5 separate regions of the Mus musculus genome follow, and all the other regions are linked to region 1. The links are chromatin loops, found by intact Hi-C in ENCODE. Cell type or tissue: gastrocnemius. All regions are shown on one strand. Region 1 has its middle 3.5 kb from the start of Ntf3. Region 2 overlaps Ano2 (anoctamin 2). Region 3 has its middle 78 kb from the start of Ntf3. Region 4 has its middle 120 kb from the start of Ntf3. Region 5 overlaps Vwf (Von Willebrand factor).

What was found. Hi-C counts contacts between places; a loop is a spot of excess contacts. Peaks named below come from ENCODE experiments on the same cell type or tissue, not always from the same donor. Only the 100,000 strongest peaks of a DNase experiment are listed, where the experiment ranks them.
Region 2: a loop joins it to region 1, with 13 times the contacts of the local background. A loop is called at or near these places in 18 of 42 quality-filtered maps.
Region 3: it touches region 1 in a loop (2.0-fold over the local background); 3 of 42 quality-filtered maps call a loop at or near these places.
Region 4: a loop joins it to region 1, with 11 times the contacts of the local background. A loop is called at or near these places in 8 of 42 quality-filtered maps.
Region 5: a loop joins it to region 1, with 8 times the contacts of the local background. A loop is called at or near these places in 18 of 42 quality-filtered maps.

What each region holds. Positions count from the first base shown.
Region 1 is chr6:126,165,935-126,170,934 of GRCm38, forward strand. It overlaps a transcript of Ntf3 not described here. Among named protein-coding and RNA genes, the nearest start is that of Ntf3, 3.5 kb to the left of the region's middle. In gastrocnemius, a CTCF peak has its summit at 2,072; DNase peaks (open chromatin) are centred at 1,119 and 2,031; H3K4me3 peaks cover 1,501 bases; H3K27ac peaks cover 1,921 bases.
Region 2 is chr6:125,866,467-125,871,466 of GRCm38, forward strand. It overlaps Ano2 (anoctamin 2), which reads left to right. Exons shown (of 25, transcript NM_001364562.1): 12 at 543-703. Among named protein-coding and RNA genes, the nearest start is that of Gm24947, 15 kb to the right of the region's middle. In gastrocnemius, a CTCF peak has its summit at 2,229 (motif pointing right); a DNase peak (open chromatin) is centred at 2,269.
Region 3 is chr6:126,084,960-126,089,959 of GRCm38, forward strand. No RefSeq gene overlaps it. Among named protein-coding and RNA genes, the nearest start is that of Ntf3, 78 kb to the right of the region's middle. In gastrocnemius, no CTCF peak of the experiment used is centred here; no DNase peak of the experiment used is centred here; H3K27ac peaks cover 826 bases.
Region 4 is chr6:126,043,146-126,048,145 of GRCm38, forward strand. No RefSeq gene overlaps it. Among named protein-coding and RNA genes, the nearest start is that of Ntf3, 120 kb to the right of the region's middle. In gastrocnemius, a CTCF peak has its summit at 2,944 (motif pointing right); a DNase peak (open chromatin) is centred at 2,975.
Region 5 is chr6:125,620,600-125,625,599 of GRCm38, forward strand. It overlaps Vwf (Von Willebrand factor), which reads left to right. Exons shown (of 52, transcript NM_011708.4): 19 at 3,940-4,043. Among named protein-coding and RNA genes, the nearest start is that of Ano2, 68 kb to the right of the region's middle. In gastrocnemius, CTCF peaks have their summits at 341 and 2,044 (motif pointing right); DNase peaks (open chromatin) are centred at 405 and 2,012.

The sequences.
Region 1 (5,000 bases):
ATTCATTCGAGGAAAAGATCTCAGGGTGGAGGCAAGGGTCTTATTTGTAGATTATTTTAGCTATTCATTAGATTCCCCCCCCACACACACACACACTTGATCCGAGCTGATTCTCTCAGATTTTACAGTGGTCAGAGCATCTAGATTTTGCTCAACTGCGGTCCAAGAGAAATGAAGGGGGAGGGGGGAATCCTAGTGGTAAGGGGAACCGGAGAACCAGAAAGTAGTACACCATTGCTCCTTCATTCCCTCCCCCATTCTTGCAAGGTGGAACTCAAGTCCAAGTGCCCCCTCCCCCCGCCCCCACCTCTGCCACTCTCCAAGTTGCCTCCTGTCAGGACATTTGACTCACACACAGCAGGAGAGGCGATTTGATAGTCCACCTCTTCCTTGCCTCCTAATAAAGTCTGATAAGCAACTCGCAATGTACTTTAGCAAGGTTCCAGGTTCAAAACCTGGAAATTCCTTGGAGATGCATAGGTTTGGTCCACACCCAGGAGTGCCAGAATTGCACCCACCGGTTAAGGCTGAGAGAAGCTGCGGGGCGAAAGGAGGCCAGAGAGGATGGAGAGTCGGGGGCTGCATACTAGATAGATTGTACCTGCCTCATCATTATCCTGGCTGACGGGGGCTGCCACATCGAAAATGGCCTGCAGCACCCACAGAGGCCCACCAAGGACGTCACCTCCAACGATCCCTTTGAAGGACTTCCCTCCTGCCAAAATATCTTCTTCTTCCTCCGGATCCGATCAGGCTGCAGAGTTTTCCCCTTCACCCTGCCACACAGCACTTTGGAGGTTTGGCTTGGGCGTGCTCTGTGAGGTTCTGGTTTTCTCGCGGTCTTCTGGCCCGCCCCTGCCCTCCCCCACTTCCCGCACTTGCCTCCCCCCACCCCTGCTTTCCCCCTCCCTTCCCGCCAGTCTCTCTGCCAGTGGAGTTCTAGGGGCTCATTTCTCAAGCTCCTGGTCCCGGGGCTCTACAGACTGCAACCAAAGAGGTGCTTGATTCTCTGGGAAGGAAGGAACGGGTTAAATACACGTGTGGGCTGCACCGCCGCCGGCTGCTCCCCGGTCACTGGCGGTCTGGAGGGAGGAGGGGTCTACGAGGGGCAAGCTTAAATATGAACAGTCAGAAGAAAAGGCAGCAGAGTTCGAGACTTCGATTTGTTCTGCAGATGCGGTGCACTAGCTGGCCGCCTCCCTTTGCCAGACCTGGGCGACGTCAGGAAGAGTGCATTGTTTCCAACTCAAGGGTGCAGGAGGGTCTGTCTCTGCCTGCAATCAACAGGCCTTGTAATATGAGAGGTGACACCTTAATCTTGCCAAATATGTGCGGTGTCTTGGGGGGAGGGCGGAGAATGGGGAAAGGAGAGGGGAACAGGGAGAGACTTAGGCAACAGCTGAGAGCAAAGGCTGCACTTTTGTAGAAGAACTGTGATCCACCTGCCCCCACCCCGACCCCCACCTCAACCCGTGGAGACCGCTTATCCTTTTCTTTATGTAAGACCTGACTAAGGATTTTCTTCTTCTCCTTCCTCATTCTTTCCAGCGAAGGGCTAAAGGTCCTCTTTGCCTTCAGGATACTCTAAAGGCATTTTGAATTTCTAGGAGTTCAGAAGTCAAAGAAAGATGCAGGGCAGAAAAAAAGAGGCAAAAAGGCACACTTGTTTATAGGCAGATAAAAGACTGTCAGAATTATAGCAACTTCTAGACAAACCCAAGTTTCTAACTGGAGAGTTATAGTTTTTGTAGAAAGACTCACGCTAAGAGTCATATATGTAGCTAGAGTTACTAGCATATAGGGCAGGAAGCAATAGAATGTGTACACTCCATGGAAAACAATGTCTTCTGTTAACTGAGTCGTGGACTCTCTAAACAGATGCTCTGGCTTTGGCCACCAATCTGTTGGCAGTCCCTTTGGGTCAATGGACTTGATTTTTCTCCTTATTGTATCTGAAGACCCTGGTTCCTGAAAGCAGGGTTTTGAAAACCCTCTCTCCTAAGGCAAATTCCTAGAGCTTGCCTTGGGCCTACCCTTATCTTTTGTAATAGCGCCACAGTGTGGTTGAAACTCTAAACAGAAAAAAAGGAGAAGGTGGAAAAGCTTGGAAAACTGCATTTACTTCTATTGCAGTTCAGTGGACTGCCATCCGCTTACCTGGAGTGGAAAGGGTTTCTCATGCAGCAATAGTGTGTGTATGGTGAATATTGACCCAGGAAATGAGAAAAGTGGTCCCGTTTGACCTGTAGGTGACAAAGGTACCCTTCATTATGCAGTTAGCCTTGGCTCACAGAGCTAGCTAGACCTCGTGTTGTTTCTTTTACTTGCCTTTGTATAAGTAGCGTGCCTTGGCGGATCCTAAAGTATCTCTGAGTTGCCTCTGTTGCTGGAGGGTCCTAAGGCTGAATAGCCACAACACTTGTGCTTACTTTTGCTCTCATTCACCATCCCCGAGTCACTGAGACAGCTGTTCCAGATGAGGAAGGCAGAAAGTCTACATTTCCAAAACAAAGTGAAGGCAAAAGGTGTCTGTATTAGAAATAGGAACTTAGGGTCGGGGCGTTCCATGCACTGTATCATTTTGGCTCCCCATGCCAAATGTGTTAAGCACACGGGCTAGCCTGCCAGTTAGCAGTGGTCCCCAAATGCCCTGGAGCATATATGAGACATTATTTGGGAGGATTATCCCCCCCCCCCCCCATGAGATTATTTGTCCCTGGTAGCTGGGTGATGTGTCTATGTTTATTCAGTAAGCTTAGCTTTCTCTAAAATGTCTGCCATCTTAGGAAAGCACATGTTGGCTCCAAGGACCAGCTTAGATCTAGTAGAGATATTAGAAGCGGTATTCTGCTGGAGAGATGGCTCATTGGTTAAGAGCACCGGCTGCTGTTTCAGAGGATGTGGGTTTAATTCCCAGCACCCGCATGGCAGCTCACAACTGTCTGTAACTCTAGTTCTAGATGATCTGATGCCTTCATACAGACATACATGCAGGCAAAACACCAATGCACATAAAAATAAATAAGTTAGTCACAGTCTAACATCTTTTTTGGAAGGGTTGGTTTTGTAGAGTGACAAATGTTTCACATTGCTCTCAACCTTCTCAACATTGTTTTCGGACAGGTTTCCTAGCTGATCAAAATCCATCGAGAGTTGGTAAAGTAGTAGGAGTCTCCCAGGTACATTAGGAGGACTAAGTAAATCCAGTAATTTGAAACTTACAGCATAACACCTGTCACAGTGCAAGCCCCAGGCCTTACAAGGACATCTTGGTCAGTCTACTGGTGAGGGATTCTGATCTTTAGAAAGAAAAGCATTAGCCGGGCGTGGTGGCGCACGCCTTTAATCCCAGCACTCAGGAGGCAGAGGCAGGTGGATTTCTGAGTTAGAGGCCAGCCTGGTCTACAAAGTGAGTTCCAGGACAGCCAGGGCTACACAAAGAAACTCTGTCTCGAAAAACTAAAAAAAAAAAAAAGAAAAAAGAAAAAGAAAAGAAAAGAAAGAAAGAAAGAAAGAAAGAAAGAAAGAAAGAAAGAAAGAGAGAAAAGCATTTATTAGTTGGGTTCCATGTATATTTTACTAATATAACTGTGTGCCTGTGTGCATGCACGTGTCTTCACATATGTATTTGTCTTCCCAGACAGTAAGAAGTGAGCAGAATGAGGCAGTGGACATACATACAGTTTATTTAACTTCCTAATGTGGACTTCATGAGAGAGAGAGACAAAGAGTTTAAAAATCTCATTCTATTCATTCCCCACCTCTGAGGCAGAATCACTTCCCATTCAAGAGGAAATTCCAGCACTTCCTCCACGGTTAACAGATTGCCTAGTGGATTACTGCCCTATTGTTATCCTTAATTATGTTCTTGGGCTTATGCTGAGAAATATAATGTATTGCATGGAACAACAATGAATCAACTCATTTTGTGAAATAGAACGCATATTTATAATTAGGCTTCAAAAAAATTATCCCTAATGATAGAGTGAAGGTGTGTATGCCTGCCACACAGGTGGATCTCGGAGTCACAATAAACTCTCCTGCTTTGCCAGTCACGACACGAATTCCTAACCACCCTATAAATTAGCTTTATGCTGTACCAAACTCCACTCATAAAAAAAAAAATGACATTAAGGTTTCCTAGGTAACTAATGCATTTCCAAAGGGAATAGGTCTCAGGAGACAAAGAGGGCAGGGAAAAGGATGGGGGAGGGGAAGAAAAACGTAAAAAAAAAAAAGCATTAGATTAGGCCCATGTGACATAAACAGAATATTTCACGGGGAGAAACCATAAAGTTTTACTGTGTGCGTTTGACGTAGATATGGCATTGCCATCAATTCTATCTTTGGGCAATAAAATACCCCATAGATGATCCTCCTATTATATATGCCAGTGTTTCTCCTTGCAGATTCAGTTATAGACTGAGAAACCTTGACCCTTCAATTCAACTGCTGGGCTGTACCCTTGATGAGCCAGCTAACCCGAGCCTGTCTTTCCACTCGTGTATTGAGATGTCACCAAATGACAAGATGAAAGGGAGAAGTGAGGTCATCACCATGGGCCCAGAAACCAAGAACTTCGGTGCGACCCATCACAGAAACGCTTCCCTCATACCAGAAGCGATGGCCTTTTTGATCATAGTCATTTGTGAGAGATAAGGATCCCCAGGCCTTTGGTGATTATGTCTACAGTGGGGACTCATTAGGGTGTTTGATACATCCTATCCAAGCTTTTATGGGGTCTGTGACAGTGACTCTTCATTGTTCACTTGAGAGTTTAGGATCACTTCGGAAACAGCCCCAGGGGTGTGTCTATGAGGGTGGTTCCAGGAGGTTTAACTGGGGGTGGGGGTGGGGGTGCGGGTGGGGCAAAGATATGCCTTGGCTGTAGGAAGCACCATTCTGTGGGCTGAGGTCCCAGACTAAAAACAATAGGGGCCTGCCAATAGTGAGTGGACACCAGCATGCATTAACCTGGGCTTCTTGATTGCACACACACA
Region 2 (5,000 bases), 300 kb before region 1:
CCTAATCCTGTTTCACGGTTGTTATAATCCTTAGTAGGCTGAGGTTATTCGTCTCCATTTCACAAAAGGTTACAGACTCTGATGATGGAAAAATACCTTCTTACACCATTCTGAACATTCCTCCTCACACACTTCCTCAGGAGGCTAACATTTGTGCTGGTCCCATCGCATGCTCATGTTTGTTCCTGCTTGGGACTAGGTCACACATTTGTAAGGCAGCCCAGTAGGGTATAAAAGGACACCCCGTACTTGAAGAAGGAAGGAAATTCAACCATAGTGTGATGCTTTATTCATAGCCATGTGTGTCTCCTACCAACCATATGGATGTAGCACATCCTGAAGAGGTTTCCTCAGGCATCATTCAGTGCACGTACCTCAGAGATGATCTTTCAGTGCTCATACCTCTGGGATGATCATTAGCTTTCTGGGAAGTTTATAGTAATAGAGAGCTACCTACTTCTTTGGAAGATGGCTCATTTATTCTTTCTTACCATTTGATACAAGTAAACACAGCCCTGATGCTTCAACCTCTGTCACTGCAGCAAAGAGATGTGTGACCACCAGAATGCCTTCACCATGTGTCCCCTGTGTGACAAGTCCTGTGACTATTGGAACCTCAGCTCAGCCTGTGGGACTGCACGGGCCAGTCATCTGTTTGACAATCCAGCCACCGTCTTCTTTTCCATCTTCATGGCTCTGTGGGGTAAGTGGTCATCACAGTGTCTGCTCAATGGGGACGGTCCTTAAACAGGCACAGTGGCCAGGAGTTGAAGGTTGTAGCCGTCAAATTTATTTAATTCAGTATTTTATACCTTCTTTGGTGATATGTATGAAAGGAAATTGGAATATCCATCATGGCTCTTGATGTCCTCTCTTAGAGGAATAATGTTGACTCCACACTGGCCTCATGTATGTATGACTTATGGGGATTTGAACCTGTGTGTGTCCTAAACCTGCTGGCAACCCATAAGGCACTCAGTGCCTTTCCTTCACTTTGTGAAGCCATAGGGAGGGTGCAGTACAGAGATGAATGCTGGTGTGTGCCGCAGTGGGAGGTAGTTGGTGTTATGATGAGCTGACATTTGCTCTCCTGATTTTCAGTTTCTATGCTTTTTTTTTTTTTCTGCACCTGGTATAGACTGGGAATATTTTATTTAATATAAAGGTGATGTTTTCAATATTCTCACCAAAGGTATTTGTGAAAGAAAGAACAAACAGTTCCTTCATTTTCCCCTTCCTACATTCTCCCTGGAGCCTCAGCACAGTTAACTTGGTCTGCATTGTGCTAATCTGAACACACACACACCACCCTACACACACACCCTACACATATACACACCACACTTACATACCACACACCACACATCCAGACCACACATACACACACCCTATACACAGACATATACACTACACACCACACACACACCACACCACATCATACCATACACCATACAGACATACACATTACAGAACACATAGAGAGACAGACACATCATATCACACCACATACAGCATACATACATAATGCATGCACACACATGCACACCACACCACACAATATACACCATACATACATAATGCACACACATACCCCACACTTACATACACACATATACACACATAAACACCACACACATACCACACACACATCACATACATACACACACACACACCATACCACAAAGACACCACATATCACCCACTCTGCACACCCCACCTACCAACACATACAGATATACACATATGATATCTATATCTGTATATAGTCTTACAAACTGGGTCACTCTTAAGTATTTAAAACGAAAGCAAATCAACATGTTTCAGTCCATTAGTCACCATCTGGTATGTACTCACTGGTGAAAGTGAAGGGCTATGTCCAGCCACTGTGTCAAATCTCAATGGACCACTGTCCTACTGCAGAGCCCACTGATTTATCCATACCTTGTCAGGGTCTCGAGGACCTGCCACGGTGGGACCTGAGTCATAGATTCCTAAAAGATAAGGAAAGAAAGAGGAAGACAAAGAGGAGGGGAGAGAGAGGAGGAAGAGGGGAAGAGGGAGGAAGGAGAGGAGGAGGAGGAAAAAGAGGAGGAGAAAGAGGAGAAGGAAGAGGAAAAACCTATTCTCAGTAGCATCCTGGGAATAAGAACTGATTTTCCCCATTCCCTGTGGGAATCTCTTGGGCAGAGACAAAGCTTGTCTGGAAAGATTGTGTATTGCCAGGTTGCCACAATACGCCTCCAGAGGGCACTCTAGCTTTTAGTCTCAAGGGACTCCCAGAAGTACCTGGGCAGCCCTTCAAAATAGTAGCATATAGGAGGAGGTGGAGCTTGTAATCTGTAGCTTTGCAGTTATCAATCAGCAGAAATAAAAGTAGAGATCAGCTTTCTGCCTGGGAAACCACAGGCACCTGCGTCCCCTGTCCAGCACAGCATGTGCACCTCTGTCCCCTGCCCAGCATTGAACCAATCAGGAACCCAGACTACATCATTAGTTTTGGATTTAGTACAAACCAAGTTCCCATTCATTTGTCTTATTGATCCTACCCCCGTGGAGTTGCTCTCAGGTTAAAGCCTAGGTCCATGGTCTCCCTTGAACTTTCCTGAGACACACCACTCCCTGCAGGAAGTGAGGTTTTTCAGCTACATCTCACAGACTCATGCTCCAACAACTGCCCATGGTCTGCGTTCAGTATCTTCGGTAAACAAAGTCTCATTTATTTACTGCTCCCCGCTCTGGAAAAGTACAGAGGTGGGATTGTATCAGGGCTTCTTGGTGTAGGGAAAGAGTTTTTTTTTCAAAGCAGCCTTGCTGTGTTTTATGTGATTATGTATTTAGGTGGAGCAGCCAAGCGCCTTAGGCATGATTGCCTACAAATTACAATTAAAAATTATAGTAATGCCTCTCATTACCATGATTATTATGATTAGTGGCACAGTGTCGGGTGGCCCAGGCTTGTCAGGAATGGGATGGAAAGGAGAAGTTCTGAGTAGAAAGGGGCTCAGGTCAGGTGACAGTGAGATGAAGATGCTTGCATCATGAAGACACTAGTCTGCAGAGTCCCAGCCTGTCAGAATACTCAGCCCAGAGCACTGCAGATCTAGCATTAAACTGGCGAGAGAACGGAGTCCTAAGTGCAATGAGAAAGAGCTAGGCTCATAGCTCTGAAGAGAGGCAGAGAAGGCTGTGCTATGGGTTAGACGGTCTTCAAACCATCTCCACTCTGTTCCTTGTCAGTGAGTCCCAAAGCCATTGACTACAGAAATGGCTGATAAGACCATCCACCCCACTTCCATGAACAGGCTAATTTGGAGTTGTGTGTAATTCTGCACCTCAGTGGCAGAATTTCCACAGGCAGAAATTTGCTACCAATAAAAGCGAAGGCTCTGAAGTTACAAATGGTATCTTTAACTAGTTTTAGCAAGAATGGATTCAAGGTCCATATTTACTAAGTGTTTCCTGAAGCCAATGCTCTTAGCCACAGTGGTGCCTTGCTACTTTAGGCATGCTGCTTAAGTGGTACCCCCTCCTGGGTGAAATGATACTCACTGAAGTATTCCTGCGACTTAGGATGAGTCTCGTGTGTAAAGCAGATAGCTTAGTCCCTAGTATAGGTGTTGTACTGAGTGAGCTGGTCCTCCCTCCCCTGAAGGACACCTCTGCTCATTATTCTCTGGCTTCTCCTCTGCATCTTCACAGTCAGCCTCTCTCCTTCCATGGAGAGGCTAGTAGAGGCACTGCGAGTTCCACCCTATGTATGTCTTCTGCAGGCACTGCAGAGAGTAACAGGGCAGTGTCTCCAGGCCAAAGTCAGTCTCAGGAGGGAAGAGGCACTCACAGGAACAAAGCTTCAAGTTCACAGGAGAGAACTACACACGGTAGCAATATGATGTAGCTACAAGCAAACACATGCACCTTTGAGTAGCTGCACATTTAGCCTGCCCAAGATTATGCTCGCTTCTGTGATGTGCCAGAGTTAAATACAGGTGGTCAGGGTCTCAGGGAGCAGTTTTAATCTAGCGACAGCACCAGAGACCTGACATGGCAGCCAGAAACCCATCATGGTGTTCGGTGAGGGGCACCTGACTGGTAGCATGGACAAGGCAGAGCTAGAGAGATGACTCTGGGGACTGTCACATCCCTTCCTTTTTAAAATGTCCAGATATGGAGATAGGATTGGGGGGGATGACTTGAGTTAGGCCAGGATGGGATGAAAGAGGAACCTGCAGGGTGAGATGGGAAATGGGGATGTTGAATGTGGAGGGGACAGAAAGCAAGTAGGGCAGGAGTGTAGGTGGGAGGCATGTTGGCAAACGATGGAAGAGGTCCAGATCAAGGTCTGAGCTAGACATACATAGTTCAGTATCCAGAGAGAGTAGAGAGCTTAAAGATTCATGACCAATACAAATGCAGATACTCAGCCAACCATCACACTGAGCCTAAGGACCCAATGGAAGAGCTAGGGGAAGGACTGAAGAAGTGAAAGGGGATTGCAACCCCATAGGAAGAACAATATCAAGTACCTGGACCTCCCAGAGCTTCCAGTGACCAAACTACCAACCAAAGAGTATACAGGGAGGGATCCATGGCTCCAGATACATATGTAGTAGAGAGTGGCCTTATCTGACATCAGTAGGAGGGGAGGCCCTTGGTCCTGTGGAGGTTTGATGCCCCAATGTAGGGGGATACTAGAGTGGTGAGGCAGGAGTGGGTGAGTGGGTGGAGGAACACACTCATAGAAGGAAAGGAGAGGGGGAAGAAGGGGGATGGAATTGGGGGGGGTTGTGGAGGGGAAACTGGGATGGTGGATATCATTTGAAATGTAAATGAATAAGACAATTAATTAAAAAAAAAAACTCCATGAGTTTAGTCAGGGGAATTCATTTTCCCTTTTCCCAACCTGCTGTCCTTGCCAGAGTCCATTGATAGAATCTACTTCAGATGCCTCCTCCAGCAGAAAGCATTCCTCTCTGGATGCCCACAGCTTTTGGGCTATGTTG
Region 3 (5,000 bases), 81 kb before region 1:
AGGAGTGGGGTTGGAGCCCCACCCTGTGATGAGAGTGATATAAACACACAAGGCAAAGGTCTTGCATCGTGAGAGAGAGGTAGAATCAGGGCCACGCTTGCAGTTTGTCTTCTCCAGGCAACTTGTCGCTGGCTGGACCCAACGTGGATCTGGCTATCAGGTAAACCACCTCTATTCCTGACAGAGAGCTGAAGCCCAGATAGGGGAAGCAACACAATTCCAGATGGCTCCAGGAGAATCCAGAGATGTCTGAGAGATAAGAAGAAATGTCTTCCCGCCTTTGACAACATAAAATGAAAGCGCCTTTCTAAAGAAGACAAGAAGACCAACTAACATACTCAATTATGGGAGAGCACTCTGAGACAGCAAAGAGGATTCTAGGACTAGATAGAATAAAGATATATTTCACAAAGGAATCCAAAACTGAGATGAAGGATGTTGGGAGGCCACCCAGTGTCCCCATGCTGCCACGTGGAAACCCTAATAGGATTTGGGGTTGATGGTTCTTAATTAGCTAGCCAACCTGAAGGAAACAATTGACACCATTTTTCTTCGCTGGCAAGGCTGTCTTTACTCACCCTCCTCTCTGCTTTGCCCTGTTCCATTTTCTCCATCTCTTCCTGGACAAATTGCATAGTCCAGGCCAATCAACAGCATTCACTGACTTGCATAAGATGTACTCACTAAATACTTTGTTCTATCTTAGGTGCTTAGAGCTACAGACCTTTCCCCCAGGGTACTCTCATCTCATGACCATAGGCAATCAATGAATGGTCACAACACGTGTCCCAAAGGAGGGGGTGCAGTCAGGACAGGTGATAGAGCACCTGGCTAGTGACTACGCAGGTGGCCAGAGAAGGCACCCTGAGGAAGTAACTTATTTATATATTCATTCACTTTTATTTTGTTTTATGTGTACACATATTTGGTGTCTGCGGAGTCCAAAAGAGGGGTTCAGATGCTCTGGAACTGGTTTTGTGCTACCACATGGAGCTGGGAACTAAGTCCATGTACTTGGCAAAACAGCAAGGCCACTGAGCCATCTCTCCAGGCTCTTAGCCACTGAGCCATCTCTCCAGGCTCTGTGAGAGATGCAACCTGAAGACAGATCATTCCAGAAGTGCTGGGGGCTAAGCCTCCTACAGAACTCCAAGGAAGGGCCTAATGGTGGCAGGCTGTAACCTGTCACCTCTAACACATCACAGGTTTAGCTCCAAACAAATAGTTTTCAAACATTTTTTTAATCCTCCTGTGAGAGACAAACCTTGTCAGAGTTGGCTCAGAAACTGTTTGCGTGTCTGTCTCAGGGAATAAACTCCAAGACCCCTGAGTCTCAATGGCCCTGAGTGGAGCCAGCGCCCTGGTGTGTGGAGCAAGAAAGACTTGAACCCTGGAACCGCATCCAATCCCCCCCCAACCCCAGTAACAAGATCTCATGGCCTTGGCAAGCAGGCCCTCTCCCCACTTCCCTCTGGCTTCCCCTCCTTCCCACTGGCCCTGGCCCTGGCCCTGGAACTCTTGGATGGGCAGAACAGCTGCAAGGAGGGATCAGCTTTCAATGAAACAATAAAATACTCCTGCATATCCCTAGGAGTATGGCATTTATGACTAGGGTGGGCTGGCTTGCTTGTCCAGACACCCCCTCCCCAATTCCCAGGCTTGCCAACTCAGACATCCACGTATCCATAGCCAATCCTTAGAAAGTCCTCACAATCTGGTGGGAGTGGGGGGTGGGGCAGGCGCACACAGGGCCCTGGAGGACCTTGGTCAATGAGGTGTCAGTGCTTATTGGTGTCAGAGGCTATGCAGCCTCTAGAACAGTCTGCTCTCCTGTAATCCCTATGGTCCTGCCCTGTGCAGACAGCTGCCTAGGGCAAGCATTCAGTTCTGTGGTTCAAAGATTGGGAATCCCTCCTTAGCTGGGGAGGAAACCAAGTGGTTCCCATTCCCCAAAAGCACTGCATTCACCCCACCCCTTTGTCTTCAGACCCTTCTCTAAACGTGAAGTCCTTGACTTCCTAAGTATCCCAGGCATACACAGACCCCATGATTGGACTCTGAGTACTGATGCCCTTCCCACCCAGCCACTCCCTACCCCTGTTCACAGATGTCCAGAAGGACTTCTTCCCAAGAGCTCAGGGTCTGATACTGCAAAGCCCAGGGATCCAAACTTGGCAAAGCTTCCACAGTCCACCCTTGGTACCTCAATGGTAACCCAGAGCCTGCTACGGAGTCTATGGAAGTGTTTTGTGTGTTTCCTCTCATTTTGTCTTTATTGTTTTATACATACTAATGGGAAGCTGAGGTTAGAAAGCACAGATCTCATAAATGTAATACAAATAGGAACAAGGTAGGTGTTACTGGGCAGACTCACAGACGACCAAAGGAGTCGCAGTCTGAGGCTCATTAGCAATGACCAGATTGACTTTGCAACACAAACCAGACATGTTTGGGGCAGTCAACCCAGAATGCTCTTCACTGGGATCTCCACACAACTCACTTGTCACTGGTCACATCTTGGTCTATCTATTCCTGACCCTCCTCTCCTTTTGAAACACAACCCTGCACCTAACCTCCACCCACATCCCGGGTCCTCTGTACTGTCTCTGATTTTGTTTTCTCTCTTTCTCCCAACCTCCTTGCCCTTAGCACTTACCACATCTAGCAATATGCCTGAACATATCATTTTCCACCCTTCTGCATTACTAGACTGGATGGTATGTGCAAGGGGTATGCCAGACATCTAGAAGGTGCTCAATAAAATCTGCTGAGTGAATGAATATGGAATACAGCAAAATCGAGGACGTAAATATGCTTAAAATGCGCTGCAGATATCATAAAAGGTGTGCCTAGAAGCAGGAGTAATTATGATTTTACGTGTTCTTTTAGATTCCTGAGAAAACATCTCATCTCTGTGCCACATAGAGCTTTTGTGGCAATAACTTTTGAGAAGCTGACTCGGTACACAGTTCCAGGATCATGCTAGACATAACAGAAGAGGACAGCTTCAAACAAATTGATCCTTGAGTTAGGAGAAACACAGAGGATGGGATTTTCTAAGGCAGGGGACTGAAATCAGGGGGGGGTTTCTTGCGGGTGGCAGAGTGACCTGCTTTGCTCTATTGCTGGTTGACGTTTGGCTAATGAGGGCCTATTTTTGCAGCAGACCGCTGTGGATCAGGGATGGTCTGAGAACATCGTGGCTGAATGGAAATTTTCACTAGGTATTTCCTGGTTGCCCTTTGAGGTGGGTAAAGCTGCCTTTGGTTCTCAGTCAGTAAAGTTTTGCAGCTCAGAGTCTCCCTGGAAAGCTCACATGACTGGAAGCAGGAGATTGGACATGCTGCAAAGGGAGAGCTCCTAACATGGCCCCAAAGGAAGGAGGTGGCAGCAGACTCTGACACAGGGACAAGGTCCCTCCCATCCACCACTATTTGTCTGTGATTCGCTGCGTGATATGCTTTATAAATTCATTAGGGATCCTACACTGGGGTCGTTATGATGTGCTAGGCTCTCTGCTCATCACAGTGCCTGAGACCCCTTGCTTAGTGCACCTGTCCCATGTTATTGCCAATGGGTGCTTTCTCTCTACTAGAAATGAGGGAGAAGAGGAGGAGGAATAGAGGAGTTAACATGGGCCAGTTTACACGGCTCCTGCCAGATGGAATTGGTGTCCGAGTTCCCTCCAAGGCCCACATCCACATCTACAGTCACATCTTGTTGAGCAACTGTTGTCTTGGCTCTAGAGTCATAATGGCCACAGGTCATGTAGGGACACCCAAGGCAACTCCCTCTCTGCCTGCACCAAACAACTCTCACTGCATCGAATGTGCAGTGTCTGAGTGAGTGCCGTACATGGGGGTTCCATGCGAAATAGAAGCCAAAATAAACCCTCGAAGACGAAGCTGCTGAAGGGCGAATGAGCAAAGCTGACATCCAAAGTCAGAGGCCATTTTCACTTGGTAGACCTGGTGAACACAGAAGACACAGTTTCCAAGCCAGTGGACAGCCAGAAGACCATCTCAGGAAGCAATTGCCACTTCCTACCTTCTCTGAGGCAGGGTCTGTTGTTGCTCATCATTGAGTTCACCAGGCTCCATGACCTGTGAGGTTCTGGAGATTCCCTGTCTCTGCTTTCCATCCTGCCTTAGGCTGCCCGTGTGTGAGGGTCTCCGGCATGCTAGGTACTACTGATGCTGGCCTGCAGGTCAGGTGAGCTGAGTGTCAGGGCAGGCACAGGGATGGGAGAGGCAAGGCGCCGGGCAATCACACAAGCACTGTGTGTAGAAAGACCTGGGCATGGGTTTTAAGGGTTTTGTCCTCAGCATTTTGAAGCTTTTATTTATTTATTTATTTATTTATTTATTTATTTATTTATTTATTTATTTATTTATAACAATGTCTACCTTGTGCACAGTTTGCTCTTAGTCTTTCCGATTCCATAGATGGTTTGTATGAGGAGGATTGTCCCAGCAGCTAGTAAGGTTCACCTTCTCCCTTCAGGAAAAAAAACAAAAAAAACAAAAACAGAAAACAGAAAATGTAAAGGATGGCGCTGAGAAGATGGCTTGTAGCACATTGTGAGGACTGGATCTCTAGAATTCACATATGTGCTAGGAGATGCAGTGGCTCATCTATCCTTACATCACCTGGGAGACTGAGATGAGGGGTCCCTGGAACAAGCTAGCTGGACTTGACTAGAGGAATCTATGGTGAGCTTTAGATTCCTCGTGTGAGGAACCCTGTTATAATGCATAGGCTGGAGAGTGAGCAGGGAGGACACCTGACATAAACCTCTGACTCCCACATGCATGTCACATACACGTGCATTCACACATGCACACACGCATACCACACAAACATACAGGAGAAGTATTGGAACAGAAATGAATAAAAAAGAGGACCAGAGCTCCACAAACGAGGGTTTTTTGTGTGAAGGTCCTTGACAGGAGCCTGGGACCCCTGACTCTGTGGGAGCCAGAATTTCCCCTCACCAGTCC
Region 4 (5,000 bases), 120 kb before region 1:
AATGCAAAAGAAACAGAAGAGCTTAAGCCACCTCAGTACTTACCTCCAAGAGGTCATTTGCAACCAGCTTGTGTGTGTGCTGTTGTTTTCCTTTCTTTTCTCAACTATGACTCATTTTGTAACCAACGGCTCATGCGTTTATAAGGCTGGTAGGTTGTGTTGGCAGGATTTGCAAAAGAAAAGGCTTCCATCTATCTCTCTTATGGGAAGGCAAACTTAAATATGACAAAACTGTGGCCCTTGTTTAGAGGCAGAAACTTAGCAAAGGGTTTCTGGATCCTTTGGAGCCTTGTTGAGCTGAACAGAATTCCGGTTCCACAAATGGCATAATCTGAGTCAGACACATTGAGAAGAGAAGCGGTCCATACCTAGGCAGGGACTGGGATGAGGAGGGGCCTGGTGATGAACTGGGTCTTTTCCTTAGCCATCAGCAAACTTTCCCTATAGAGGACAGAAATAAATGCCTTCTAATGGTTGCTTGGTATGAATCAGTTCAACGGGATTTCTTTTTTCTTTTTCTTTTATGAGTGTGTGTGCTCAGACAGGCTTCTACTACAGAGCTCCAGCTGGCCTGGAACTCTCTATGTGCAACAGGCTGGCCTTGAACTCCACCAGTCTCCTACCTCCTGAAAGCATTGGGATTAAAAGTGTGCGTCATCACACCTGGTAACATTTTCTTCATATCAAAAAACCAGGTGTAATAAATAGAAGCTAAGTCTTCATCCTGTGCCTCCTCACAGCATGAAGACTTCCAGACTGGACCCACCTCAGATGATCCCACTTGTGGGAATGGAATTCTGTTCGACTCAATAAGGCTCCGGAGGATTCAGAAACTCTCTACTAAGTCCCTGCCTCAAAACAATGGTCATGGCTTTGTTGTATTTAAGTTTGGCTTCTTGTGAGATAAATGGAAGTCTTGCTGTTGCAAACCCTGCCCATACAACTAACCTTACAAATGCATTAGTCATTGATGACAAAATGAGATAGGGATAGAGAGAAAGAGAAAATGAGAAAGAGAGAAAGAGACTGAGAGACAGACACTCAAACTCAGCAGTTTCTTGTCTGATCTTAAATGGCAGTGGGAGATGTGACTGGCCTGTGGGAGGAACTTATGGAAGTGAGAATTAAGATGGAGAAGCCAAAGGATCAAATTTTGTTCTACAGTTTGAAAGCTATAACCAAGCAAAGTTCGGAGTTAGGAATTAGGAGGGGCTGAAGAGATGGCTTATCAGTTAAGAGCATGTGTTGCTCTTGTGAGGGATCCTGCTTTGATTCCTAACACACACACACACACACACACACACACACACACACACACACAGAGAGAGAGAGAGAGAGAGAGAGAGAGAGACTGACTCTTCATACATACATACATATATATTATACATACATACACATATATGCAGGCAAAAACTCCTGCAAATAAAATAATAAATCAATAATTTTAAAAGAAAAAATAAGAAAACCGTGGTATTTTATATTGGCACGTTCATTTGCCAGTTGGCCAGGGTTAAAATGCCATAAGGCAGAATTAAAGGCACTACCAGGTCCTCTTAGTTCTGATGCTTATGGCCTTACATAGTGACTCTCTGAGAATTGTGGGTAATATAAGGGAACTTCCTGGGCCAAGACCATGCCCTTGCATTAGGACTCTATACTCAGCAGAGCTTGGGCTCATTTTGTCTCTGTGTCCAGGCAGGCACAGTCTTAAGGGGTCTCTCAGCCCCAGAGCTCCCTTTCCACCATGGTGGGTGACTGTGTCCCCTGAGCCTCCATGCTCTGTGCTTACTGTAGCTCAGTTTCTCCTTCTCAGTTCTGTTGTTCTCCTTCCCCTCTCCCAGGAACCTGTTCTCTGTTAAGCTCCTGCAAAGAAGGCATGCAGCCCTTCATCTTGGGGCTGCTTTCCAGAGAACCTGACCTAAGACATGGGTATGTGAGTGGTGTATTCCCTCAGCAGATGTGTTTCTGGGCTGCTTTCATGTTGGAATGACGGCTTGGCTGGATTTCCCATTCTCAGGTCACCATCTTCTCTTTCAAAATACCGTGGCTATGACAATTAATCCTTGTTCTTCTAGGGTTTTGGAGGAATGGCCTCTGGAGCCAACTTGATGGATATTTCTTTTGAAGCTCTTTATTTCTACTGCTTTGGCTCATGTGAGATTTTAAAAGTGTTTCTTGCAATTAAAAAATATCTCACCAGGATGTGTCTTTAAGTGAGCTTCTTTCATTTAATATGCCTGACATACAAAAACCTGCTTATTCACCTTTTTGTCTCTGGATGTCTCTGGTCCATCCAGGTTGACGGCAAGCTCCCATAATACGCATTTCAACTGCCTCGGCAACTTCAGGAAAACACTGAAGTTCTAGCTGATTCTTTAGAGTATAATCTTCATGCCCACCACCTGCTCTTTCAACATTTTAGAGCTTTGTCCTATCCTCTCTACTCTGGTACAATGTCCTTCCTAGAATCAGGATGCCCCTTTTCCTCTGTCCTCTTCCCCTGACTCAGTCCATTCTTAGCCTCCACTATTTTCTGTAAGTCCCACCTAAGCACTTGCTTATATGAAGCAAGGAAGTGTGGCTCCCCTCCAAGCCCTCCTGTGGCCCTGCTGTCTGTCCTTCATTGCCTGTATCAATGGCTCTTCTACTTTATCTACAGTGTGTTTTCCAAGACAAGTTGCTCATCTAGCAAGCCAAGGCATGGGACTGGGTAAGCCCTGACATCCGCTTCTGTTCTGACACGCACAATTCTAGGTTCCCTATAGCGTGGTACATGTGAAAGGTGTGGCTCATTACAGATGACTCAGTCTTACCTTCCACCTTCCCATTTGACTCATCTTTTCAACATGCACCCTGGCCATCTGAGACTCATATGGCCATTGCCTGCCAATTCCACTCTTGAACCCACCCACTCCAATATCTAAATCTCTCAGCTACAGCAGAGGGCGCCAGAGAGCAGACCCCACCCTTCATGTGCAGCCCACTTTCTGAAGACAGCAGATGTGACCCCAGCAGGCAGCCCTACTTGCACATCTGGCCAGCTGCTTCCCCACTCTTCTTCCCTTTTCTTGTCCAGCACAGCAGCGAATGGCAATGCCACCAGGGATGAACGCTTGCAGAAGCAAGCTAGAAGTCACAGTGCAGCAGATGCTATCTCCAGAAAGGAAGAACAAGGCAACGTCCAGGTGGAAATTCAAAGGGACTGGACTGTCTGCTTGTCAGTTCAAGAACCTTCTGCTTGATGGCCCTGGCTTCCTCTCACTTCCTGTTAGTCTGATGGAGAGGCACAGAGGACAGAGGCTTCTGAGCCAGGTTGTCTTGCTCAATTAGGGGGATAAAGCCCTGAGTCCTAAGGGAGAGAGGCATTCTTTTGACAAGGATCCCACACCAGAACCTGCTCCTAGTTTGCTCCCAGCATGATGGACTCTGCTTGGCCTGTCTCGGACTCTGCAGAAAGCGTGTGTCATCTTCTATCAGGAACCACATCTGCTTGATTTAAGGGAGGCTGCTGATGGAGAAACAGATGAAGCCCCTCAATTAGGCCTCTCCACTCTGTTTCCCAGGGCTGCGTTCTTGCTCTCTCTTCACTTCCTGTCTCATCACGTCATCCTCATGCTTGGTTTTCTTAACTGCTGACACCTGCCTTCACTGTGCCCACCTGTCCCCCAGATTCTCTTGTCCTTGCCTCGATTTATTGCCTGCTGTCTTTAACAAGGCAGGGCTTCTTCTTTTCATCTGCTTCCTCCAGTGGCTCCTACTTCCTTCTTGAATCTTTTCCTGAATGCCTTTCTGTCTCCATTGCATGGTCGATCCTTAGCTGGCGCTACTAGTTTGGAAGGCTCTAGAAACTTCAAGAGGTAGGACCTACCTAGTTTGAAAAGTAGGTCACTTGAGTCTATTATCCCTGGCTCCTTCCTGTGTCTTCATTGTTTCCTGTATACCTTGACGTGAACAGCTGCCTTCTACCACACAGTACCACTACCCAAGCACGAGAGACCAGCTGCCAACAGACTGAGCCCTCTGAAGCTATGAACTAAGAGAAATACTCTTGCCCTTGAGTTAGGGCATCAAGGGAGCACAACATAGGCAGCATACATACAGCTCCTCTCCACATACATTGCTCCAAAAGGAAATCACTGATGTGCAGGTCTTGGTACCATGGAAATAGGAGTTTTTTTTTTTTTTTTACAGTCTTAGGCACCTAAGAAAAGTAACCAAAATTATAAAATACAGCTAGGATAAAGATGAATTCCATGTGTAGCCTGATGATAAAAACCACAACAAAATACAACCGTTAGGGTAATGTTACAAACCTCACAGACTAACCAAGCCATTTGTTCCTTGTGAGCTGACTCTTACATCTTTAGAGTCTTTGTAGGTGTTCTCTGTCACATCTCTGTGTGCTCTTTGCCTTCTCAGAGCAACACTGTCAATGGAGGACAGTGGGAATGCAAGTCTCAGCAACATTTGTTTCATATTTCTGATTAAAATTACACATGGAGAAAAGTTCGTTTCAGCTCAGTCATTTCAGAGGAATCTTAATAGCATCACTAAATTTAGGGAAACATCTATGGTTCTGCCATGTTTCTAAGAATGTTCCTTCTGACTTGCAAAGGGCTTCTCCTCTTTCTGTTGGACTTACAGTCCTGAAAGCCCTTTGGGGAGTCCCCGAAGATAGCCTGCATCAGTGTAGGCATCATTTTCTTTGTGGGCACTAAACTTGCTTCAACAATCACTGGACTGAAGGAAGACTCAGCCAATTGCTTCATTTCTTTCACAGCTACAAGGATTCCCTTTGGGCTCACATCTCAGCCTCCTCTATGGGGATGAAGCTACCTTGCTTGGAAATTGACATAAGACCTTGTGTGCTCTGCTGGAGACCAGTGGGGACCTCCTGTAACAGGGAATCATAGGCAGGGTAGTTACACCCCCCTCCCCCATCAAGCATTCCACAGGCGTCACCTTCTGGGATAAGAACTAAACATGTCACCTTGTTTGAT
Region 5 (5,000 bases), 550 kb before region 1:
GCAAGTCACCTCAGATCTTTGTTTCTTCACCTGTAATATTGGGTTCGAAGGGTATAGAGGGAAGGTTAAAGAGGGGAGTCATAGGCATTCCAGTGGCTTTGTATTGGTGTCATGGTGACCACGGTCACAGTAAGTCCATGCAGATTAACCATGGGTGACTGAAAGGGGGCTTCTCAAGTCTTTCCTGATGGTTTTGAATATTTGTGATGGGCTTCACTTTGTAGTTCGGGCCGGTCTGGAACTTACTGGATAGCCCAGGCTAATACTTTTTCTTCGTTGACAATGCTCCTGAACTTTTTGCCTGGAGCAGCTGCCATTCCTTTAAGTTAGGATATTACCTGATTTCGCCACTAGTCAGCAGCAGAACACAGCCCATGGGCCTGTTTCCCTCACTCCATCCACAGCTTTGGATCCTTGTAGGAGTCCAGGGCAGAGCCAGGATCCTTCAACCTGCCTGGTTCTTAGACCTCAGGCCAGGACACTGGCTTGCAAATACTCAGGCCTCTGAAGAATGTGTCGCATCATCGTCTGGGAGATGATGATTGATCCTTTGAGATCTAGCAGCCACATCTTTCAGACTGGTACCCAGTTTTGCTGACATTAGGGAATGGCCTGTCAGGAACTGAAAGACACAGGAAATTATTCTTAAAAACTAGATCCCAGGTACAAGGTTCCGTCTAGAGTGAGCTTCATTTTTGGACACCAGAGATTTTACGGGGCCTCATGCGTGAGAGGTGAATGCTTTGTTAAGTAAAAAGCATTTATAAGATCCAAGAAAGCCCATCTCTCTCAAAAATACTTATCATAGTCACAATTTGTCACCTAACCAGGTTCACTGAAATATGATGGGAATATGCTCATTTGGTTAATGAACAAGACTTTATAAAAAGCTTACAGCATGACAAATCCCCACAGGAAGAGTCACTCACTCGTTAGTGTGAGTTATCCGATAGGATTGCTTTCCCCTTAAACGACGTGTGGTGGGACTCAGTTACATTGAGCTGTGGCTATGGATGGATTAGAACCACTGAGGACAGGTGACGGCAAACATTTTTGGAGAGTGAGTAGTCTGTTTGGCATTCAAGTACAGTGAGGAATAGAGCAATTTCCAGAGAAGGGTAACGAAGCAGTTTTTTTCTGCCTTGTACTTGTTCTTGAGACGGACTGAGGATGAGGCTCTGAGCTTGGACAAGGCTTACTGGACAATCATGAGCTGATAGCGCTTGGTGGGTATCCCTGCCATGCTTTCTCCAGTCTTCTACAGGCGTCAGCAGCACTGTCGTATTCTCAAAGGACATGCTGGGCAGAGGTGGCTGCCTTCAGGTCAGACTTTCAGCTTCAGTGACTTGCTACATAGCTCAGTTATGGCTGCTTACCTGGCTTGCCCACTTCCTGGCCAATTCCCTTTATCTCTGTGGTTCTCAGTTGCCAGGGATTTCTTTAAGGCTTTCTCTGAGTGTTTTTGACCAGGATCTTGTGTCTATACCATCTCTCTCAAGTCAGGAAGTGTCCACACAGTGCCTGGGAACCTTTTCTTCTCCTTTAAGGCCATGTTTTGCCCACTCACCAGTCCCCACATCAATGCTGTCTTGATAGCGGCCCTTGTTTAACACGGAGCCCCTATCTTGATATTGCAGCCTGCCAGATAGTGATGACACTAAGGCAAATCAGGGCACAGAGGAGAGTGCACCCAGCTAGTGAGAACTCAGAACAGTTGTGGCATCGCTATCCTATTGAAGAGCTGGGATTTGGTGTGGTGTCCATTTGAGGAGAGCTGGGCACATAGACCCACCTAGATGAAATGGGAGCATGGAGATCCTGCAGCATCCATGCAGGGTTCTTGATAGTGGGGTGACTCTTGGAAGGGAGGTCAGCATAGACAGTATGTACACCAGGAGGCCTGGGAACCTGTTGCCACACTTGCCCGCAGGTGAAGGACAGAGAGTGTCCGTCAGAGGTGAGACACCAGGTGAGCAGGGGTAGGGTTCCCTTCTTGTAAATGCAGCCACCCATCTCCACTAACTGTAGCAGTGTGCATATATTTACCACTAGGTGGCAGACTTCAGACTGAAGTCTAAACTGACAAAGCTTGGACTTTTTTTTTTTTTTTTTTTTTTTCTTCTTCAACTTTTTATTGATTCTTTGTGAGCTTCACATCCTGTAACCCACCCATCCTTTATTGTGAGCCTTGGAAGGCTCTTGAAGGGAGATGTTTGCAGCCTCTCCTTGCTCCAACCAACTGGCTGCCTTCTCTGTTGATCTCATAGGCTTCTTGTCTTCTAAGTACTGTGGTAGCAGCAGGCTCAAACACTACCAATGATACAATGGACTGGCTTCTTTCTAGCTCTTTGTACCCATACTGCCCCACCACTTACAGGGCAAGGGACTTGAGGACACCTCCTAAGGCCGAGAGATGTGGTACTAACTGGAGAGAATATTACTCTTTCCACCCCCCAGTGCAGGGGTGTGTGTGTGTGTGTGTGTGTGTGTGTGTGTGTGTGCGTGTGCGAGCACACATATCGTTTTAAACAACGATTCTGCTATGGAAATCCTCTGCATACCTCTAAGCCCAGGATCTAATTTAATTCAAAGGTCTAGGAACTCAGGCTTGCAGGGGATCTTACCAGATCACTGGACTGGGGGATCATGCAGACTAGCTCCCTCTTCTTGCTTGCCAGGTACTACTGGAGAATAGCAGCTGTGGGCCTCCCTAGGCTGTCCCAAAGGACAGGAGAGGGTAACAGGGGAGAGTATATGATCAACGTATATTATACTACTTTCAAGATAAAGTCCCACCAGTGCAGTTATCCAGGGCTGCTTCTTGGTTGAGGTGGCAGTGGATCATGGTGGTGGGGTTAGGGTGGCCTTGGCAACTCTTCTTAAGCCCACCAAGCCAGAAGGTCTTGCTTCCTTCCCTACCCACGTGTCCCTAGCAGACCCAGGAAGTGTAGCAGGCTACAGAGTCTCTTCCCGAGGGGTTGAGGAAGGAGGAAGGAACCTCTGTGGACAGCGTGTCAGAGCATTGAGACTAGAAAAGGTGACCCTGGGAGAAGCGTCACCTGATCCCACATGTCTTGGACATGATTTGAGTGTGGCTTTGCTATGTTTCCTTTCTCTTCAGTCCTTGGAGGAGTCTAGGGTGCTAGATGCTTATTAATTCTTGTCAAACATGACATGCATTTTCTTCAATTATGGATATAACACCCACTTGTCAAAGAACATTTGGGAAAAAAATAAAATTAAAAAGGAAAAAAATGCCCAGTATCCTTTATCCCAGCTCACTACCTGGTTAACATCATCATCATCATCATCAACAACAACAACAACAACAACAATGACGTCTATATTCCATATGCATGAAATTTGGTTCACATGTGTGTACAGTTTACTTCTCCATTTTTGAAAACTAACAGCTTAGCTAGGCATCGCTCACCTCGTTAAGGAGTCCTCTGGAAGATCCGTTAGCACTCCGCAGCAGACCAGCTCCCGGGGAATCCTTAAGAAGGGCATCATTTGCCTGTCTCTGAACACTTGACTCTTGCTTTTTCCCAGTTCACTGGTAAATAATTCTCCTTTAGTTGCCATCCACACTCCCATGCCCTCTGGAGACACTGTCTGTGTGACATGGCTGTGTCTGGTGTATATACTCTCAGGGCTTCTGACATGGGTTTCTGAAGTCTTTGCAAACGTGTCCTAGGTTATGACACCCAGCAGGATAGAGGCAGGCGACAGGGAGACACAATGCAGAAGATGCCCATGTCTGCCGCACCCCGGCCTGCTATTGACTCCTGCCCTGGCTACTTCCTTGCTGAGGTTATCCCTGGCTCAGTGTCTCTCTTCACGCTGGCTCCTGGCAGACTTGAGCGCCAGGACACATTCTCATCGTGGCTTGATATCAGTCTCTGTGGCCCTTGACACACTTGAGTTCTTCTCCTCTAGGTCCGGCACGAAAACAAGTGTGTGGCCTTGGAGCGGTGTCCCTGCTTCCATCAGGGTGCAGAGTACGCCCCGGGAGACACAGTGAAGATTGGCTGCAACACCTGGTGAGCCTCTGGGGTGCCCGCCCAGGGGCCCTCCATCATGCTAGTACCAGGATCTGTGGGACACAGGACTTGACACTTGTCCTCACACCCCATGGGAACCCCAGTGCTCTTTCCCTTGCTCTGCCTCTGTTTCCCCATCTGTGAGATGCTCTTTCCCATTACTGCTCAGTCACACTCTTGCTCCCTACAGATGGGCGACTCTGCTCTGGGAGGATCTTCTTCTACAGAGGCCCTTGCAGTCAGTGACCTGGCTGGGTATGGGGTGGGTTTGGAAAGGTCCTCTCAACTCTCTGTCTCTGTCTCTCTCTCTGTTTCTCTCTTGCCTTCCCTCCCTTCTTCCCTTTGTCCATTCTTTCCTTCTCTCCTCCTCCTCTCTCTCTATTTATTTTTATTAATTGTACAAGGTAATCATTTCATAGACATTTACATACATGCATATATAATGTACTTTGCTCACACATTCTCCAGTGTCATCGTCCCTTGGCCCCCTCCCTACTCCCACAGTTCTTTCCCCTCCCCCGAATACTTCTCCATCTACTTTTGTATCTTCTAAATAAATCTGGACCCTACCTATGAGAGCAGACATGTTAATTGTCTTTCTGAGTCTGGCTTAATTAGCTTGGCATGATGGTCTCCAGGCTCCATCATTTTCTGTGCAGATGATGTGTTCTGTTTTTCCTTAAGGCTGGATCTCAAGGCCCATCTCTTCCCACAGGCTCCGTGTGCTCTGAGAGTGGGCTTGAGGGCACAGGGGTTTGGGAGGCATAGGTTTCCTTCCGCCTTCTCTGACTATCCTTCATGGGCACCCCCTTCCACTCACCCTTTTAATCCTGGGCTATAGACAGTCTTTGAGGCCATGTGCCTAAGGACTGAGCTCACCACCTCTGACGCACGCACGAGTGGGCTTCCCGAGATCAGCTCTGGTTAAGGGCAGTGAGGGGTGGGACATGCGGCTAG